Linked DNA regions of Homo sapiens: region 2 is linked to region 1. Evidence: read pairs that join two places in POLR2A ChIA-PET (ENCODE). Cell type or tissue: PC-9. All regions are shown on one strand.

Region 1 (5,000 bases):
TTCTCCTCTCCCACCCACCCCTAAGGCCTCTCACTCCCTCAGGCTGATGGGTTCTGACTGAGACTTTTTTCTCTCTCCTTTTTTTTTTTTTTTTTTTTAGATGGGAGTCTTGCTCTGTTGCCCAGGCTGGAGTGCAGTGGTGTGATCTCGGCTCACTGCAACCTCCAACCCCCAGGTTCAAGGGATCTCTTGCCTCAGCCTCCCGAGTAGCTGGGATTACAAGCATGTGCCACCGTGACCAGCTGATTTTTGTATTTTTAGTAGAGATGGGGTTTCGCCATGTTGGCCAGGCTGATCTCGAACTCCTGACCTCAGGTGATCCACCCACCTCGGCCTTCCACCGCACCCAGCCCTGACTGGGACTGTTAACAGCTTTACCCAAACAGGGACCGAAGGAGAGGCTGACAGTGTTATTCAGGAGCACAGATGCACCAGGTAAGAGGGAGGAAAGCTGCACCTTGGCTTCTGCTACGTGCCAGCCACTGAGCTAAGTTCTGGCATGCATTTCATGTCCTTTCATCAGTCTATAATGGGAGAGAGTCAGTCCCCTAAAAATGCAGCAGGCCCCATTCAGTACATCTTCACTGGCTACTATGCATTCTGCAGGGTTGAGTAAACTATGGGTCCTGCCTTCCAGGAAAGTTAAGGACATAAAGTTTGGAATCACCCAAACCTGCCTGGGTGTGAATCCAGACTCCTACAATTAGTGTTTACGTGACCTTGGGCAAGTGATTCTTGTCCCCCGAGCCTCAGTTTTCTCATCTATGAAATGGGCATCATCATAATCTCATCTCATTGAGTTCTTGAAAGATTCTCTGTTTTCTCATCTATGAAATGGGCATAATGTTCTCATCTCATTGAGTTCTTGAAAGATTTGTGTAAGTAACAAGCTTAGCATGGTGCCGGGCACAAAGTGAACACTCTTCAACAAGTCTGGGCTGTTTCTTGTTGAATTAATGAGTCTAGGATACACGTTCAGTCCTAAGGTAGCACCTGGGAGTAGGAAAGCATTTGGGAAGGCCGCCCCACTACTTCCGTCAACCCTGAGAAGCCTTCTGATCCTCACATAGGATAAAACGCAGCTCTTCCTTTCTCATGTTGGAAATCTCCAGTGACCTGACCTTGGAGGCATCCCACACGCCCTCAGTCCCCCGGCGGGCCCTGCCACCACCCCTCAGCGTTGCCGGATGTGCGGCTGAGGTCCAAGGTTTGGAGAGTTTCCGGGACTGGCCGGGTCACCCTGCGGCTCGGCCGTGTCTGGCAGCCCCACCCTTCCTGGCAGCCAGGCCCTCTGAAATTCCGCCAGCACCGGGGGACGAAGAAGGTCTTGCTAGGATGGGGGAGGGCGGGAAGACGGGGAGCACGAGCCGGCTTTGCCCTCCCATCCAGCCACGCGGAGAATCCATCCCTGGCGGTGCCGACTGCTCCTGCTAGTGGGGAAGGAAGCTCCTCCCGGCACCAGGACCGAGCGCCTCCACCAGGCCTGCTAGAGGATCACACCTCCATCTCACCATAGAGCCCCCCACAGCCGAAAAAGCCCTCCCACATCCAGTTCCCCCAGACACTTGGTGGCTTTTCAGGAGACACGGTTCTAACACCCATTTCACAGAGAAGAGCACTGAGTCCGTCTCTGGCCGTGAGGCTATGGCAGGGCTGGGACTGGAAGCAGGGCCTTTCATTTGACTTCTTGTAGGTTTCTTCCGGGGCACCACTTTGTTTTTGTTTTTGTTTTTGTTTTTTGTTTTGTTTTGTTGAGATGGAGCTTCACTCTTGTGGCCCAGGCTGGAGTGCAGTGGTGCCATCTCGGCTCACTGCAAGCTCCACCTCCGGGGTTCAAGCGATTCTCCTGCCTCAGACTCCCGAGTAGCTGGGATTACAGGCGCCCGCCACCACGCCCGGCTCTTTTTTTTTTTTTTGTATTTTTAGTGAGACGGGGTTTCACTATGTTAGCCAGGGTGGTGTCGAGCTCCTGACATCAGATGATCCACCCACCTCGGCCTCCCAAAGTGCTGGGATTACAGGTGTGAGCCACCGTGCCGTGCCCAGGGCACCACTTTGAAAACTGGCATAGAGGAAGAAATGGCCACCTTCTCACCCATTGCCCACCCCTTTCCGCCTCCACCCCTCACACAAGCCTGACACCACCTTGACAAGAGGACTGCTTCATTTCATTGCCCTGGGTCGCTAGAGCCTAGTGCCCCAGGGTGTGTTGACTGGCTCGCTCCTTTCCTGCCGGATCATCCTGCTTCTTCAAGCTCCACCCATCTCAGGATCAGCCTTCCCTTCCAACCGCAGGCCTGACCCCACTGCTCTACAGGAGGAAAAGGCGCTCTGCGCTTTGTGGCCGGATCCGGGGTTCAGCAAGTCTCATCCTGGAGCTACCTCCATCAGAGTCAAGCTGTGCAGAGGCCCGGGGCAGCTCAGATGCTTGGGTGGGGGTGGCGAGGCACGGCTCCTGCCCTGTCAACAGAACCCGCAGAGGTCTTCAGGCTGCCCCCTTGAGAGCAGACTCTGTCACCCCTGCCCTGGCAAAGACCAATTGGAGAGAAGCCATTTTGGAGCCAGTCACTCATTAAGGAGGGGGAGGTGACCCTTGCCCTGCCTTCTTCCCTGAAAACAAAGTCCTTCCTTTGAGCTCTCCAGAGGCTGGCCTCCTGCACTGAATGCAGCCACAAGCAGCCCCCAGGGAGCCCCAGGTCCTGGGGACAGGCCCCAGAGGCCTGGCTTGGAGACCCTGGCTTGGAGGCTCTCCCAGGCCTTGGAGCCTGCTCTCTTCCCTGGGATAGAGGGGAGGGCCTGCCACCCGCCACCCGCCTCCTGGATCCTGTCATGGGACAGAGCTGGGCCTGAGCTCAAGGACAGAACAGGCAGACAGTGATCTGTGTTTTCTGGGAAGACAGCCAGTCCTCGTGCCCTCAGGCTTCCGGGCACTGAGGAGTATGGCCGAGCAGTCACCCGCCGCCCTGGCTCAGCCCCCTCCAGGCCCAGGCTGGGTGGGCACACCCCGTCCCTGGTATCCAGGCCAGAGAGCTGCAGCAGGAGGGGCCATCACGCTGCTCTCTCTCCCTCGCCTGTGGCTTCATAAACTAAACAGTACAGCATCAAGGGGAGCGGGCATGCAGGCTGAGCTCTGAGCCGTGCCAGCCTGTGCCCCAGGACACACAGAGGCATCGTTTGGTGGGTGCACCCTGAGCATGTCTCATCCTTTCCCCCTCAACGAGGCTGAGCTGCTCAAGGGCATGGGAAAAGCACTAATTTGGCCTCAAAACAGCATTGGGTTCCAGTTCCTGGGCAGTGCTGCCATCCACCCGTGGGACCATGGCGAGTCATTTCATCCCCTGAGCCTGTTTTTTCAGCTGCGCCGTGGGGCAGTAACCTCCGCTGTGCCCCTTCCTAGTTGCTCAGTCTTATGGTGTCAGGCAGCTGTGAGAGTACCGAAGCCATGATACTCCCACGAGAACTTCTCCCTACTTTTTTTTTTTTCTTTTTTTTGAGACGGAGTCTCACTTTGTCTCCCAGGCTGGAGTGCAATGGTGTGATCTTGGCTCACTGCAACCTCCCCCTCCCAAGTTCAAATGATTCTCCTGCCTCAGCCTCCCGAGTAGCTAGGATTACAGGCACCCGCCACCATGCCCGGCTAATTTTTTGTATTTTTGTAGAGACAGGGTTTCAACATGTTGGCCAGGCTGGTCTCGAACTCCTAACCTCAGGTATCTGCCCGCCTCGGCCTCCTAAAGTGCTGGGATTACAGGCATGAGCCACCACGCCCAGCCTCTCCCTACTAGGGTTTCATAAAATCTTATTGACCTGGTTTCATAATTCAATTTCACATATGAGGAGAAATGAAGGCCAGGGAGGGTGTAAGTCACTGGCCCGCAGATTGGAGCTGTCCTCAGGCATCCCTGGAGGCCCAACGAGCAGCCCGGCCAGGCCCGTTGTGGTTGACAGAGTTGGTGTCTGCCCACCCGAGGGCAGGACAAGTGGATGACCCCGAGCAGAGCCCCAGTAGGGAGCTGTAGGGGGCCTGGAGCTCACCTCTCATTCTCTTACTTAATGGAGAGAACTGCCCACCGCTCAGAGGAAGCGAGGCACTCTCCTGTCCCGCTCTCCCTGTGGGCTACTCAGAGCAAACCGAGGGAACCATGTTTCTAGGAAAGTAAATGGAGCTTGGATAGAATGGGGAAGGGGGTCAAAACCAGGTGCAGGAGAACCGTGTCAGGTGGTTCAACCCTGATGGTGAGAACTATCTTCCAATAGCCAAGGGCAGTCCTACAAGAAGGGATTGGACTCTATCTGACCCCAAAGGGTCTGATGAGGGCCCTAGAGCAAACGTCTATGGAGGGCAGATTTTGACTGCTATAGGAACTTTCCAACAGAGGACGGACTGATCCTTGGCCGGCACACCTCCGGTCACTAGAAGTGTCCGTGCTAGATTGGACACACATGGTTGTGGGGAGGTGATTCTGGAAAGGAGATCACGAGTTAAGGATATCAGAGGATCCTCCCACTTCCTGGAGATTCCAGGCTTCTCTGTTCACCGCGGGCTGTGAGGTTATCCCTGGTATTAATTAGCAAGTGCTGCCTAAGAGGGTTATTTAGAACATAAGTGCTTGGCCAGAGCGTCTGCTGGTGCCGCCCCAAGCGCTACACATCTTGTACACATTATCGACATGTAGGAGCGGCCTGGGCGTCCATCAGGACAGGCAGTTTAATGGGTTATACATGGTTCTGTTCCCACGTAACTTTCTGCGTATGCAAAAAAAAAAAAAAAAAGCATCTCTTTACCCTCGCTAAGAGCCCACGGGGGCGCCTCACACTTACTGCCACGAAGTAAGCATGTGACCTTTGCAGTGCCAGGAAAAACAAGTCCGAGCAAGAAAACAACCCACCCTGAAATGCGGTGGGCCGACTGCTTAGGGCTGGGTGGTCCCCCAGCTGCCACACACGAGTTTGATGCGTGGCGTTCACCGGCCAAAATCCACACCCTAGCCACCCGAGGC
Region 2 (5,000 bases), 100 kb before region 1:
GGGAGGAAATCAATATCTTTCAATAGACCAGTGCATTTCCTTTGACCTGTGAAGGAGGGCTGGGGAGAAGGGGAAATGAAAGGATTTGATAAATGAGACACATTTGCCAACAGATTCTTTTTTAAAAAAAAAAAGAAAAAAAAAAAGCACTTCTGACTGGTTGGGCTAATTCAGTTTGGTTGGAGTGGTGTGTATGTTAGCTCTGACATACTTTGGGAACATCTTTTAATGTTTCATTGCCTTTGCTTTCATAATTGTGTGCATTTAGGACCAAGAGCCTGGGTTTCTTCCTTCTGATTAGCAACAAGATTCCTCACAGCTTTAGGGGTCTAGGGAAAGAAAATAAAAAAAGCCCTGCATAGCCAGACCAGGACTGTATCCTTTCTGCTGCTCCTTCACACCTTTTCAAGCTTGGTGATTTCAGCTACTTCTCCAAATGTAATAATCTTTTAAACTGTCTACATTCAATCTGTTCCCAGGCAGGAGCTTAAACTACCCGCCCGCTCGCCCGCCCCCCGCTTTGGAAGTTTATCGGACAGATCTACAGAGGCTTTTCAGGGAGGATGTTTACAAAGGACTTTTAGTGTTGCCAAGAAAAGAGAGAGAAGGGGAATGATGGGATTTCTGTAGGGCAGTTTCAGAGGTAGTGAGATTTTAACATAAAAAGGACCTTTCTTTACCTCCTAACACGTCCAAAGGCAGATGGCAACAGGGGCCAACAGCGTCCTTGTGGGCGGGGTCCCTCCTAATCACTGGAGCCAGTGGAGTTTTCCTGTTACGTTAGAGTCTTGGGCTCACTTATTACAGCTGGAACCATCCCAGAGATGAGAGCCTGTAGCTCCACGCTGCCCCACTCCTCTGCTTCCTGTAGAGTCCCTTTCTCTCATGGGGAAGGGAAGGAGCTTCTTAAAACGTAATGCTGTGCTTCATAACACTCGTAGCTATAATACATAACTGCTGCAATAACCATGTAAGAAAAAATGTGTTTTCTTTGGGGAGGGGGAAATTCTAGAACATGCCAATCACCACATCTAATAAATCATGTGACGAAAGCACAGGGCATTTTGAATATAAGTTCGGTAATATCAGAATGATTTTGAAGTTGTGTGTCTGTTAAGGTGTTTACAACTCCGAAAGTCCTAATTGTAATAAATTTAAATGCATTTGGTATTTGGTTTATTAAGCTTGGATTCATTATGTGAGACATTTCCCCCCCGTATTCAAACATACATCAATACAGAGCTAGCTCTGGAGAACAACTTTACTTAACAAATCACTTTAGAAGCTTTTTTTTTTTAAACATCCCAGAAAAATACTGCTGCAGCCAGACTTGGGAAACAATTTTTTTTTCTGATAAGGATGACATCATTTTATCCTAGTAAAAGCTGAGTTTTCATCATCATAATTAAGCAGGAGAGAAATGATTCCCCGTGAACTGCATGACAAGCTGTGTAACTGTAGTTAATTTTAATGAACAAGCTCCATTTTTGAATTGTTAATCTCCATTTCTTTCATTTTAGTCAAGACTAAAACTTAATGAATTTCAACAATGAGTTTCCCCCTCCCCTTTCAATGAACTCTTACATTTCAAGTACCTTAGAGAGGAGAAAATGAATTTATCTCATTTTTTTGAAGCTGAAGTCTTCAATTGTAAGAAGAAAGACTCTTCATTCATGGCAGCGTCTCTGTGTGATGAAAAAGAAAAATCTAAAAGAGACCTTCTAAAGAAAGTCCACTGCAAAGTGAGTGGGAGGTAGAGCTGTGTGTTGGGAGGAAGGGGAAGAGGTTGACGTTCAGCCGGAAATTTCTACAGGGGTTCAATACATAGGGAAGCCTTCAAGTTATGTAATATATTAGCATGAAGAAATCCTGGGCACCAAGTTTTATATTTCATGGCACTGTTGTCAGCAGAACAAACACACACATTTTTTTTTTGTTTTAATAAACAATTTTTAGAGCAGTTTTAGTCTCACTGTATTGTGTGTGTTTTTTTTAAAGAAGAAAAAACATGTGTCTCAACACATTGCCAAGAAAGAGCTTCCAGAACAAAGAGCAGCAGTAAGATAATTATTGAATATCAAACAAAATCCTGGAGCAGGCTTAACTGACCAGGTTACTTCCACCCACCACTGGGTGGTAGCATGACTGAAACCTTCATTCCCAGGTAAATCCTCAAATCTCCCCCATTCTCCGCAGGTCACTGATGTCCCTGTTTGGGGTGTGTGTGTGTGTGTGTGTGTGTGTGTGTGTGTGTGTGTGAGTGTGAGTGTGTGTGTGTCTTTTGAATCACTAGAATGCTGTCCCGATTGAATGTGATCTGCAGCCATCATGACAGAAGGTATTGTTCTGACCTTTTCAATCAACAGTTTTCAATCTAGGGCACACAGAGGTGGCTTAGACGGAGGTCACCACAGGGCATGTGGCCTGAACTATGGTCCTAGGCTTGAGTTTTAGGACACCACAGGATATGCATAATCAGCAAAAGGAAATGAAATGAAAGTTTCCCTGTTAAACTTCAATCATGCACGTACGTCCTCTCCACAGCCCCACTGCAAAGGAAAAATTTAGGGTCGCCTGGTGTAGAGGGTCCCAACCTTCACTGCCTAGAACCCTTCTGGGCTACAAGTTTTAAAAGATCTTTGCCCACCAATAGGTTACTTTTATTAAATAATAATTCCATTTCTCATTTTTCATTAATCACAACTAGTCCCAACAGCAGCTACCTTTTATCGAAGGCTCACCGTAGACCTACCCCAACAGCACCCTGAGGTTCAGATTCTTGTCCTTACTTTACAGGTGAAAGCATCGAAGTTCACAGAGATCAAGTAGTTCCATCAAAGCCACTCTGCTAGGAAGCAGATGAGCACAGGCTTGACCCCAGATCTGTCTGCTGTCAAAACCCAGGCAATGAATCACAGTTCTATTTGGCCAGGCAGACCTTCTTGTTTGCATGAGGTAGTCCCCAGGGTTACCACACAGCCAAAAGCAAAGCAAGGAGGCATCTTCATCAGACTGTGCCACCCATATCCAGGCAAATGAAGGATTGCCATGAAGCTTTTTGAAATATTGAAAATTGCTCATAGACCCATTCTCTTTCTGTGGGTTCAGAGATAGATAATTGCTCGCTATAGCCCAGTCTCTCACTTACAAGACAAGGACACAGAGAACAGGGCTCCCAGCCCTCCTCCACCGTTAGAGACCCTTGGGAAAGGAGAAATCGTAGCTGGGCTTAGGGAAGACATTGCTCTATTCTTTACTTTTCTCCAATGCGAAATTACTTTCCCTGGAATTCTATTCCTCACTGCCTGAGAAGTAAAGGCTTCAGCCTCAACTAACAAATATCAGAGAATTATGTTTTTTTAAAAATGTCTTCGGTTGAATGATGTTACCAGTATGTGACCTGACGTCTCCAAGATTTTGGAGATCCCACATGCTGACCGCTTCTGGCCACTCCAAAACAATCTGGGAACAAAATCTGCCGGCCAAGCAATACAAAGAGCAAGCTGGGTCATCCGTCATCAGCAGACACCCTGACGCGTGCTCCCTCACACTGCAGAGGTGGGGGTGGCCTGGAAGAAGGGGTGCATTTCAACAGATCTTACTGGGATCGAAAACATAAATTAGTACTCAATCGGCTTTGAGATAAGTCCATTTTGAAAATAACATTTGAGAAGCACCGTGAACCCAGCTTCTCTCTTGGCTGAAAGGGCCCAGGAGCTCAAATTTCTGTTGACTGTGAAAGGCTGGGGGCTGCCCGGAGCCTATTTGTCTCTGTGCCCCCACGGTGCCTAATGTACAACTTGGCAGACTGCAGTATTAAGGAAATACTGGCTTTATTACTAAAAATAAAGCCCAGAAACTCCAGGGTTGGCAAGGCGGAGGGATGGGGGTTTGGGGAGGACACTGGGAGAACCCTCTTTCTGTATCTAGGATCCCCTTCTCCTGGGAGTCTTCTGAAGCCCACCACTCCCACCTTCATGGTGGTCTCAGGGAAGGGTGATACTTCCTCTTACAGGCTGGCTCCAGTGACCTTCCAGGTGCGGTCTGGAGCCTGCTGAGGGGAGGCAAGCATATTTAAAAAAAAAAAAGATTCCAGCAAGGAAATAAGAAGCCACAGAGGGAGGCGACTGAGAGACCCAGTGAATGTTGACAAGCTGGCTTTAAAATGGGGCTTACTTGTCATCCACCATGGGGCACCATGAACCTTGAGAAGCTGGCTTTAAAATGGGGCTTACTTGTCATCCACCGTGGGGCACCATGAACCTTGAGAAGCTGGCTTTAAAATGGGGCTTACAGATGATCCGCTGTGGGGCACCATGGGCCCTTTCACTGCCTCTGTGTGGAAGAGGACATATCTCACCCATATCCCCCAGCAGGGCTACCTTAGACCCCTACAGTTCTTCATGCCCGCTGGCCAAAGACACCCCTCACAAGTGATTCAGAAATTCTACAAACATGACAGTAAGCCTATATTTTTATAATACAGTTAGAAATGTTTTTTAAAAGGAAACAAGAAATAATATGCATGCTAATTGAATTATATTGCATTATTAAGACATGAGAAACCAATACCCTAGAAATCTATAACTCATTTTAGGGCTGACTTCAGAGCAAAAAGTTTATTCTCTCCATATACTTGAGAAGCGCCCTGGACTGCAATGCTACCCTCAGATAACTTTCTATTTGCAACCTGGAAAGGAAGCAACAAAACAAATGCAGATGTTTATCAGATGCAGAGGCTGATAAGATAGCAACTATCTCCCACTTCTACAATTTCAAAATGTCGTTAGTCAAAACAAACAACCTCCTGTTGAAATGTTAATAAATGTTATAAATTTGAACATACAAAATAAAGTTATGCCAGCTAAATATCACTTATATATATATATATTTATAGAGTTCCACATTAAACTTCATTTTTCCAAAAGACTTCTGTGTCTGAAAGTTCAAAAGCCCCTCTCTAGATTATTAAAGAGAGGTTGAGCCTTTTCACCTGTTCC

The links. Peaks named below come from ENCODE experiments on the same cell type or tissue, not always from the same donor. Only the 100,000 strongest peaks of a DNase experiment are listed, where the experiment ranks them.
Region 2: POLR2A ChIA-PET joins it to region 1 with 7 read pairs; 4 of 35 experiments call an interaction of 5 or more read pairs at or near these places.

Annotation. Positions count from the first base shown.
Region 1 is chr3:194,268,499-194,273,498 of GRCh38, forward strand. No RefSeq gene overlaps it. Among named protein-coding and RNA genes, the nearest start is that of LINC02048, 5.7 kb to the right of the region's middle. RefSeq lists an enhancer at 2,548-3,479. In PC-9, CTCF peaks have their summits at 1,509 and 1,708; DNase peaks (open chromatin) are centred at 1,313, 2,293 and 2,883; H3K4me3 peaks cover 1,382 bases; H3K27ac peaks cover 3,773 bases.
Region 2 is chr3:194,166,281-194,171,280 of GRCh38, forward strand. No RefSeq gene overlaps it. Among named protein-coding and RNA genes, the nearest start is that of HES1, 33 kb to the left of the region's middle. In PC-9, CTCF peaks have their summits at 2,208 and 2,423; no DNase peak of the experiment used is centred here.